Linked DNA regions of Mus musculus: region 2 is linked to region 1. Evidence: chromatin loops called from intact Hi-C (ENCODE). Cell type or tissue: gastrocnemius. All regions are shown on one strand. Each heading gives the region's core, and the rest is flanking DNA. Links, peaks and the distances in the headings are about the cores only. Region 1 overlaps Epb41l4b (erythrocyte membrane protein band 4.1 like 4b). Region 2 has its middle 21 kb from the start of Ptpn3.

The links. A loop is a pair of places that touch in the nucleus more often than their neighbours do. Peaks named below come from ENCODE experiments on the same cell type or tissue, not always from the same donor. Only the 100,000 strongest peaks of a DNase experiment are listed, where the experiment ranks them.
Region 2: a loop joins it to region 1, with 8 times the contacts of the local background. A loop is called at or near these places in 3 of 42 quality-filtered maps.

Annotation. Positions count from the first base shown.
Region 1 is chr4:57,014,505-57,019,876 of GRCm38, forward strand. It overlaps Epb41l4b (erythrocyte membrane protein band 4.1 like 4b), which reads right to left. Exons shown (of 25, transcript NM_001355492.1): 21 at 5,268-5,372; 22 at 2,350-2,427. Among named protein-coding and RNA genes, the nearest start is that of Frrs1l, 27 kb to the left of the region's middle. In gastrocnemius, for the core only: no CTCF peak of the experiment used is centred there; DNase peaks (open chromatin) are centred at 2,119 and 2,898.
Region 2 is chr4:57,318,227-57,323,598 of GRCm38, forward strand. It overlaps a transcript of Ptpn3 not described here. Among named protein-coding and RNA genes, the nearest start is that of Ptpn3, 21 kb to the left of the region's middle. In gastrocnemius, for the core only: a CTCF peak has its summit at 2,555 (motif pointing left); DNase peaks (open chromatin) are centred at 513, 803, 2,545 and 2,787.

The DNA of each region.
Region 1 (5,372 bases), core at 134-5,133:
GCAAGCCTTTTTTAAAGTCAGGTACTCACACCATAGCCCAGGCCAAACTGGTATTCATGGCAACCTTCCTTAGCCTCCCACATACTTGGATTACTGCCTGTGCTATTATGCTTAGGTGACATGTTTTAGTTATCCAACAAACTTCCCTTCATACTCTAAAATCCAGTGGTCCCAGTCAGGGGACAACCACTCACACAGACGCATGTGGTTTCCTCTGCAGCACAGCTGGACAGCTTGGTAGTTACCTGTCAGCCTAACTCACAGGGATAGCTTTACCTGGCTTCTAATTCCTGTAAGCAGATTTCCCTACACATGGTCCTCAGAACATAGCTGTCTCCGCTCTCTACTTCACAGATTCTCAGGATGCGCCCTAAGAGTTCCCAGATCTCTCTGGCTGACTGCCCCCCAGAACAGGATGTTCTCAGGTGGCGGCCAGGGGTTCCATCTTCCACAAGGCACTCCTAAACAAGAAGTTTCAGCGGAGATGTATCTGCCGACCCCTGACCCAGGCATGCTACTTTTTTACCTTCTTCCATGACCCCTGTTCTCTTCCCCATCCTGGAAATTACTTCTTTTTTTAAAAGTGGCAAATTCCCCAAACATGAGGCCAGATCTTCTCCAGCCCAGCACATAGCACTCAGTGGGAGGGGCCAGATACCAGGGATCCTGATCCCATGTGGTCTTGTGTGCTTTGCCTATTCGGACACTCAGTTTCTGTAACTGTGCAAAGGGCGGCCGAGGCCTTGCTCAAAAGCTACCAGTTACGCTAACTCTGTTGGACAGCCGGGGGAGAAGGGACTTTGGTCTTGGCAACCCATCTAACAAGCAGACTGAGAGTAACCATGACATTTGCTCAATTGTGATGGTCCCCAGAGCAGGGTCCTCCCTGGCAGCTCTCAGCTGTTCTTAGGCTAACATAACTTGCTAGGCAAAAGAGATAGCTGTAGAAATGGCAAGTGCTGTGTCAGCCCAGACTCTCCTAAAAGCCTCTGAAGAGCCCTTCCTCTAAAGCTGATGCCCAATGACTCTTCCTCTGGCCTTTCCCGGGGCATCTCCTGTGCAGCTTACATGGTGCTTGGCCATTTATCAACCCGACTTCTTGGCCACCCTTGAGCTGCCCTCTAACCTGGAGCTATCCCATAACTAAGTACAAAGCTCTCAGGAGATAGGTTCTGACTTGATTCATATTTTGCCTCACAGCCCAAATGGTGATTGATGTGAACCCCAAGGTGGACCATGATTTATGCTCAACGTTTTTGAGATATGACTGAGCCTAGCCAGTAGTCATTTCCAAGTTTGCCTGTAGCATCTAATAATACTTTACATATATTCATGTTGCCTTCTAGCCTCAATCTCTCTCTCTGTGGCTCTTTCTCTCTGTCTCTGTCTCTGTCTCTCTCTCTCTCTGTGAGTGTGAGTGTGTTTCCCTCCTTTTCTTTTCTTCCTCTCCTGATAACACTTCTGAGATAGACAATGCCATCCTGACATCTGTGCTGTAGGGAAGACAGGACAGGATCCAACGACAAGATTCTTAAACGGGGAGCAGAAAGCAGAGAATGCAGCTCGGCTGGCAGGTGCTTGCACAGTGTTCAGGAAGCCCTGGGTGCAATTCTCAGCTCTGCATAAACCAGGCATGGTAGTACACTCCAGAACTCAGAAGTCAGAGGCAGGAGGATCAGAAGTTCAAGGGCATCCCTGGCTACATAGCAAGTTCAAACTCAGTCTGGCCTACACAAGATCTTATCTTTAAAAAAAAAAAAAACACACACACACACAAAACAGTTATGTGTGTAAACAGTGGCCAGAGACTGAAGTGAGAACTTGCCTGTCTGACCCCTTTAGGGCTCAGTCCTCTAAAAAAAGGGGGGGCTTTTCTCACCTGCAGGAGTCCCACGAGGGCCACTATCCCTAAGAGAAGACCTGTATGCAGAGGAAAGATGGTGGTGGTGGGGGCATAAGGGGTGTGGGAAGCCAGGGAAGAGCCTTGAACCAGAGTTTCAGACCAGATGGATTGCCAGAAGCAACAGCAAGAGATGGGTGGGCATGCAGGGCACAGCCCGGGCGGGCAGCCAGGAAGCTGAGACCCAACCATGAAGGAGCCCTGCTATGCTGGAGAAGCAGCAGCCAGGCGCAGGCGGGACCCCTGCAGCTACCCTCTGAGGAGAAGGCGCACCCCTCCATCAAGGGCCCCAAAGGGTGATGAAGCCCTTGCCGGCTGACTCTCCTTGAGAGCTTCCAGGACTAACAGAAGCCCTCCCTCCCACAGCAGTGGCCGCCTGTCCACCCTCCCCCTGCCAGACGCATCTGTGGTCGGTGGCCTTTCTGCTTTTAGAGAAATGAGAAGTTTACCAGAGGGGTAGCTTCTGTAAAATCCATCAGCAAGTCGCCTGGCCCCAGGGTCAGGGAGCCTCCGTGGTCAGAGGGACTCTGCAAAGGGAGGAAGACGGGCCCTGGTTAGCGATACCCAGAGCAGATGGCAGGGCGCACAAGGGAAAAGGGTACACTTCTCTAGCCCTGAACGGCTCAGTGTGCAACTCCCTCCCACCCCTACCTCCACCTCCACCCCCGACATACTCCTCCCTCAGCGGTGTACAAAATGGGCAGGCTGAACCCCAACTTTCCCCTGAAATCTTCATGGATAGAAGTAGGGTAAAGTGCAGGATCTGTCCTGCTACAAATCACTCCCCCACCCCCATCCCCGGTTCTGGGGAAATGCTTTAAAGAGTCCCTAGAATACATAAATAGAACAAAGAAGCCATCTCTCATGGGAGAGCCAGGAGACCTGAAGGAGCTAAGTTGACCAGCAGCAGAATAATGGGAAGGAGGCTGCAGGAGGGTTGCTGGGACCTCTGAAGACAGTTCCAGACAATGTTTTGTCCTGCGCAGAGATGGCCACGAGAGGGCGCCCTGGAGCTTTGGGGAGAATTCTGTAGCTATCATTCCACACTCTAATACTGCAGCCTGGTCTTTAACCATCTGTGGGATACATGAAAGGAGCCTGCCTCCCACTTGGCAAACTGTAAGACGGAGTCCTGATTCCAGGCAGTGAAGCCAGTATGGTGGCTCACGTCTATAACCCTACTACTCAGTAGGCTAAGGCAGATTTCCCATGAGTTCCAAGCCATCCTGGGTTCATAGTTGTACTGGCTAGTTTTGTGTCAACTTGACACAGCTGGGGTTATCACAGAGAAAGGAGCTTCAGTTGAGGAAATGCCTCCATGAGATCCAACTGTAAGGCATTTTCTCAGTTAGTGATCAAGGGGGAAAGGCCCCTTGTGGGTGGGACCATCTCTGGGCTGGTAGTCTTGGGTTCTATAAGAGAGCAGTCTGAGCAAGCCAGGGGAGGCAAACCAGTAAAGAACATCCCTCCATGGCCTCTGCATCGGCTCCTGCTTTCTGACCTGCTTGAGTTCCAGTCCTGACTTCCTTGGTGATGAACAGCAGTATGGAAGTGTAAGCCGAATAAACCCTTTCCTCCCCAACTTGCTTCTTGGTCATGATGTTTGTGCAGGAATAGAAACCCTGACTAAGACAATAGTTAAGTACCAGACCAGCCTGCTATGCAGCAAAACTCTACCTTAAACAAAAACAAAACTCCAAAAAACAAAACAAAACAAAAACATTCCAGGATACAGTCTATAGAATTCCAGAGGGCCTCAGCCTGCTCGAGTCTATGCTGAGGGTCCAAACACATTGTTGTGCCTATTTTAGACATATGAGGTAAGGACATCAGGGAAGATGGGCCTCGTTCATGCAGGCTATGGGCCTGGATCTGTTTAGATGCTGCTAAGAGTGACCCTGGAACCCGATAAGTCTCAGGGATCCAGTGGCCCTCAGGAGCCCCAGTGAGGCTTCCTGACTGATCTAAGCATCGAGGCTGGCCCTCTCCTCTTCAGAAGGAGGAGAAGCTAAGGCTCAGGGGATGTGGGCCTTGAAGATGTGGGCCTATCAAAGCTATCACGGGTGCGTGACAGCAGGAGCTGGAACCCACTGGCTCCCATCTTGCTGCCTGGGAAGCGGTTCCCTGGACACACCTTTCCTTGAGAAGTTACATGGATCACAGGCATCTTTGGCTCAGCGTGTGCTCGGACAGGAACAGGATCAATGGTACTTGAACCAACTGCCAAAGATTGGCCATTGATAGAGTCACATGGAGAAAAGCAAGAACGGCTCACGTAAGGTCTCGGTTACCACCATCCACATGTGCAATTTTCTGAAATTTCAAGCTGACAGAGTGATGTGTCCCATTTTCAAACCATTAACACACCTTACCCAATGGGAGGTATGGATGGGAACATGTCTATGTTTTTTATTTCTCCAAGTTGTCCAGTATAGAAAGGCACCTGAGGCTACTGCTCTCCCCTTAGTTTTGTGATATTTTAAGATGGTTTAAAACACTTTTTTATCTTTAAATTTACATTCATTTGGTGTGTGTGTGTGTGTGTGTACACATGCCGCAGCATGGGAGTGTGTTATTAGAGGACAACTTTGGGAGTCAGTTCTCTCCTTCCATCATGTAGGTCTTGGGGATCAAATTCAGGTCATCAGGCTGGATATCAAGCACCTTTAGTTAATGAGCAATCTCACCAGCCCATAAGATAGAATTTTGATTGCTTGTTTGTTTGTTTGTTTGTTTTCAAGACAGGGTCTCACTATGTAGCCCTGGATGGATGTCCTGGAATTCACTAAGGAGACCAGGTTAACCTTGACCTCATAGAAATCTACCTGCCTCTGCCTCTCAGACTGCCAAGATTAAAGATGTATGTCTCCACACCAGGCTTTAAAGTCATCCAGGGAGACACAGCAATATACAACAACATCACCACCAAGCATCCCTTACGCGTCTCCTAAAGCACGGTGCACACTGGGTTTTTTTTTCTCTCTCTATTGTAAAATGTCTCTCATAAATGGCTGCCACATATCTTGGGATCAGAGTGTGTGAAAATATATTTTGCTACTTTTATTTTTAATTATCAATATTTTTTCCTTGGAACCAACCTGACTTTCTTCAATTTAAGGTTGGCATTGCTCTCTTAGAAACAAGTCTCATGCTAGCCTCAAACTTACTGCGTAGTGGAGTATGACCTTGACCTTCTGATCCTGCCTACTCTATATGTGCTGGGAATCAGATACATGGCTTTAACTCTACCAACTAAGTTAAGTTATCAGTCTGGTTTGACTGCTTGTCAATGCATGCATGCAACTGAGTATGTAAAATGTAAATGCTCATTCAATACGTGTATTACACCTGGGCCTCTTTCCCATACCTTGGCCCCTGGGGACAGCGGGCTCTTGACTTCTGACTTCTGAGGCGAGCTGACTTTCTGGATTTTGGGGGACGCCAGTGACACCGAAACTTGAGTGGCAGACAT
Region 2 (5,372 bases), core at 179-5,178, 300 kb after region 1:
AGTGATTTCTAAATTCTATCAAGTTGACAACACCAACCACCACAGGGCCATAGACTGTTAATAAGATGACAGAGTGTGCCTTTAATCCTAGCACTTGGGAGGCAGAGAGAGGCAGGTAGATCATTGTGAGTTTAGGCTACAGAGCTAATTCAAGGAGAACCAGGGCTATATAGATAGACCCTGTCTTAAAACCAACCAACCAACAAGAAAAAGAGAAGCGGTTCTGATGCCAATGCAGAGCAGAGAGTGTTTTGGGGAAAGCCACTCACTTGTGTCGGGCATTCCTCATTCCCCCATCTGCCTGTGTTCTTGACTTTCAACCCTTTTCTCTAAGCCTAAAGAAGCTGCTTTTTATGGCTTGTACCTTGGGCTTTTTTGGCTTCTATTTGGGTCCAGCCAACAAGAGACAGCATCAGGATGCGGGAGAGTGGAGAAGGAGAATGTGGGGTGGATTTTTAACTTCACCCCGCCCACTGGCTGCCTTTTGGCAGCTTGCCGTGTTCTTCCCCAGATCTCCTCTGGGCCTTTACGTTTGGGGAAGCAGTAACTGCTTCCCATGCCTGCAGATGCCCACATGCTTTCTCATCTTTATTTCCTTGAACCTGTTCAGCCCCCTCTCTCAGTAATCTCTCCACGACACACTCTCTGATTACCTTTTTGAGTGTGCCCCGTGCTTCCTGCAAAGACAGGAAAACAAAAACATTGCCTGGAAAGGTCAATAATTCTGGCCTCCGTGCAGCTCGGTTCAATTCAATTTGGCAAACATTGACTGAGTGAGGCCTTCTCTCCCAGGCTCTGCGCCAGGAACTGGGGTCAGAGAAAACACAGACACAGAACCTGCCTGCAGGGACCTAGCTAGCCACAGCTTCTTGGGAGGCTGGATGCCGGGAGAAAGGGAACCATGCCCTGCACCTTAAGTGGTAGGCAAGAAGGGGACAACTGGGTCTGGAGTTGTGAGGTGCTCCCTCTTCTAGCCCACCTGTCTTGGTAGGGAACCCCCTACCATCTTCCAGTCGTCATAACTTTGGCTTCTTTTCAAGGAGCCCTGAATATACCAGCCTAACTAGCTAGGCCCCATTGGCTTTCAGTGGAGGGCATCCGAGAGAGGATGAAGAGGCGTCATGGGCCTGGGAGCCCTGAGGTAGAGATAAGAGCTGTGTCTGACATGTGCCCTAGGTGATCCACTGGGATTCCCCAGCCTGTGAATGACTTCTGACATGGGAGGGTGAACCTGACAAACTCTGTAGCCCTCAAAAAATGATGACATGTTGCCTCCTCTTGTTAGGAAGAAAACAGTGGGGAGAGCAGTGGTCCTGGGACCCTCCCACTTGTGTTCTTTCTAGTGCTTCCTTTTCCAATCTTATTTACAAACCTGGAGATTGAACCCAGAGTTCCGAGCATATTAGGTAAGTACTCTACTACTGAACAACTCTCCATCCCCACCCCTCCACCCCCTTTAAGATAAGGTTTCACTGAGTCGTCGAGGCTGCCCTGGACCTTGTGATCCCACTGTCTCAGCCTCTAGAGTAGCTGATATTACCTGTCTACAGCACCAGGCCCTTTTCTAATATGGTCTCTGAGAATTTGTTACAACTATGAGCTTTTACAGCACCATTGCTTGCTAGACTCTTAGACTCTGACCCACTCATCAGTCTCGTTTTAGGACCCAGCACTGTTCCTGAAGCATAGTATGACAGCAGAAAATTATCTATCTTGCCGAATGAACTAAAGTAATTAATTTTGGTAGTAGTAGAAGTAGGAATAGCAGTGGGGTTATGGCCCTTGTTTGAAGAATGCAATGATCGTGGCTGGTGACAGAGAAGGGACCTGTGTCGTTTATGACAGAGCTGGGACTTGGTACAAAGGACCAGGAGGACGGATACAGCCGACAGGGATACAGTTCGATGGAGCACCTACCTGCTCCTTGCTGGAGACTGTTTGGAACAAGTTTACATCAGTTCTCTCCGTTTTACAGACAGTCTCGGAGGTATGGACATGAACAGCAGCAGGCTTTACAGTCAGGGGCTTCAAAGACTTGGAAATATGGATCTAGGATCACACCAAGAAGAGGCAGAACTTACACTCAAACCAAGACACCCATGTTTTGAGCCACCGACTTCATTCAGAGGCAGGAAGGAAAGGAACGCACAGGCCAATCATACACCATTTGCAAGACATTTATACATACACCTCTACACCATGGCTCATTGTCCCTTCACTATCTCTTAAAGAAAAGGAGAGAAGGAAATTAAAACAAAAAGGTGCGTGAAGCACCTGGATTTTAGGCACTGAGATTTTGGGAAAGTTGAGAGCAGTACTGAGTGACTTGAATGAACTTGGGCGACCAGGCTCCCTCTGCTCCTGAGGAGTTGTGTGACTCTGACCATGCTCCGTACACTCTACATCCTTATCTATTTTCAGCGAACTTTCATGAAATTTGTGTGTGTGGGGGGGTGGGTGGGTGGGGGGTAGCGTGCTGGAGGGGGTGCGTAATTTTAGCGTCAAGCACAAGTCTTCAGCGCCCTCTACTGTTCAGCTGAGGCACTGTTGATCTGATTTGTTAGGGTCTCTTGAAAGCAAGGGCTACAGCTTTTCCGCTGACAATCAGCTGTGAGCGACCAAGTTCATCCACAGAAGTCCATAATGTAACAAAGAGAAAGCCAGTTCTCGCTCTTCCATCGCATCCGACTTGGAAGTCCTGCTGATCTCGCCCACACAGTTCCAATTATTTTCCTAAGTGCTGCCGCCTGACTGTTCAAGCACACACCCTCTCCACCCAAACTCCACACCACTCCGTCATTACGGTCACCGGACTGTTTGCCAACTGCCCTTGGGCATGCCTGTCTTTTTAGCTCGAAGTCTGGTGTCGCTTGCCTTTGCATTCTCTCCCTGCCCCCTGCGTACAGCGTAGGGCACATGAGCTCTCCAAACAAGTTCATTCAAAGGATGACAACCAGACGGAAGAACAGATGAACCAAAGCAGCTTAGTGAGCTAAAGAAGGCTTGGGGGTGAGGAGCTGTGAGGGGTTGGAAGCTTCCGATACAGGAAGCTCCCTAGTTCCAAACTTTTTGGGGTTCAGGGCATCAGCGAACAGAGGGGGCAGATGGAGGGCTTTGGAGGATGCAGCTGCTCACACAGGTGTGCTCGCTTTGAGAAGATGCTACACTCAGTGCACTTCCGGTTTGCGTGTTACTCGACAAGAAACCTGTACTTTGAGTGGCTCTTGAGAGGGACTTAGCCTTCTATCTGTAGCTTGGTTAGTGTTTTCCCTGGTGTCCTCCAATTCTATCTGGGCTGATCTGTACCGTGGCAGAAGTCATCTTCCTGATTTCCTGGTCCATCCTCTATCCCTGAAGAATAGTTACAAGGGTAGGGACAGGTTATTGGGTTTCCTTGAAAGTGTTTTCTACATTTGCTGTCTTTTAAAAAATAATTTCTTCCACATTTGCTATCTTTAGTTACCTTGTGTTTTTGTTTTTTGTTTTTTTTTTTTTTTTGTTTTTTCCGGAGCTGAGGACTGAACCCAGGGCCTTGCGCTTACTAGGCAAGCCCTCTACCACTGAGCTAAATCCCCAACACTCATTTGCTATCTTAAAAAAAAAATGATTCCTAGCACTTGGGAGGCAGAGGCAGGCGGATTTCTGAGTTCGAGGCCAGCCTGGTCTACAGAATGAGTTCCAGGATAGCCAGGTCTACACAGAGAAACCCTGTCTCAAAAAAAAAAAGAACAAAAAAACAAAAAAACAAAAAAAACAAACCAACCCCCCCTCCAAAAACCCCCCAAAACCTAGCCAGGCGTGGTAGCGCACGCCTTTAATCCCAGCACTTGGGAGGCAGAGGCAGGCAGATTTCTGAGTTTGAGGCCAGCCTGGTCTACAGAGTGAGTTCCAGGATATCCAGGGCTACACAGATCTCCATGGGTGATCTCATTCCTTCTCCTGACCAACCTCACGATCGTGACTCACCAAGACGATCTCACCCCATCATTACTGAGCCCTGGGGACCATCTAGCCAGATGCCTTTTTGATACCTCTACTGGACCCTCTCAGCGGCAATACACTCAGCATGCTTGAGAAGGTTCTCTGCATCTTCTCCTGCCTCCCCAGAGAGGCTTTTCTCTCTCTCTCTCTCTCTCTCTCTCTCTCTCTCTCTCTCTCTTCTGTGTTCTTTACTTCTGTGGGTGCCTCCCTGGAACTGGTCTGGCTTCCTGTTCTAGACTACATTATTGTTAGGCAGTACCCACAGTCCCTCACCATTTCTGCTCAGAGAGTCTCTTTCTTAGACTCAACTCCTCTTTGGGTCTTAATTTCAACAAGGGAATGGCCATTCGACATTTCCTAACAGGCTCTCACGGCACCGTGCTGGGGTTTCCAAACCCACAGGTGCTACAGGTGGCTGGTATGCCTTCTGCCTGGATTCCTGGATGGAAGCTGACTTGATTTTGACCTTTTTTTTTTTTTTTGAGACAGGGTTTCTCTGTATAGCCCTGGCTGTCCTGGAACTCACTTTGTAGACCAGGCTGGCCTCGAACTCAGAAATCTGCCTGCCTCTGCCTCCTGAGTGCTGGGATTAAAGGTGTGCGCCACGACCTTTCGTCAGGTACCAAGGCCAGCTGAGCGAGTTGGAGCCTCATGAACCCACAGACACATGAGTAGGCTATAAGTGTGTGTGTGCCTTATGTCAGTCACTCAGACTTCTGTTCACTTCTGTGACTCACTTGCCTCATCCAGCCTGCCCATTTCCCCTCCCACATCTGTCCTGATCCCTCCACTTACCTCCTTTCCCATCATGGCTATCCCTGGCCGGGCTTTCACCATCTTTTGCTCAGACTCTTACAAGGCCTTTTCCTGATGTCCTTACGTCTGGGCTTGGGCTCCCCGGCCTAATCTCTGCACATCACTATCAGAAGTGATCTTCCTAAATTCCAATTCCACCCCAGCCCTTTCTTCAGACACCACGGGGCTTGTCCTAGAGAGGCTCCTACGCCTGTGGCGCGTGAGCATGAGGCACCCAGTGCTTTGGAAAGCTCGGGATCTCTGTGCTTTTCACACCACTGATCCTCTGTGTTCTTGACCCACTCTTGGTCCTGCCTGAGCCTCGTGCTTCTTCTTGCTCAGGTCCTTCTGCAGTGTTTTTTACTCTCCACTTGCCTTGGCCAGTTGTCACTTCTCTCCCCACCTCATCTCTCAGATGACAATCTGAAAACAGTTCCCTGGAGGAAAGACCGCTTCCAACCATCGTTTTCCATTCGCTTGCAGAGTGACCTTGGCTTTCCTATCAGCACATTTATTTACCAGACTCTCCCATCTTTAGTTTGTTTATCTTTCTCATCAGATTTCCACAGAAGCGGGGCAGGGCTGTTATCTAGCTT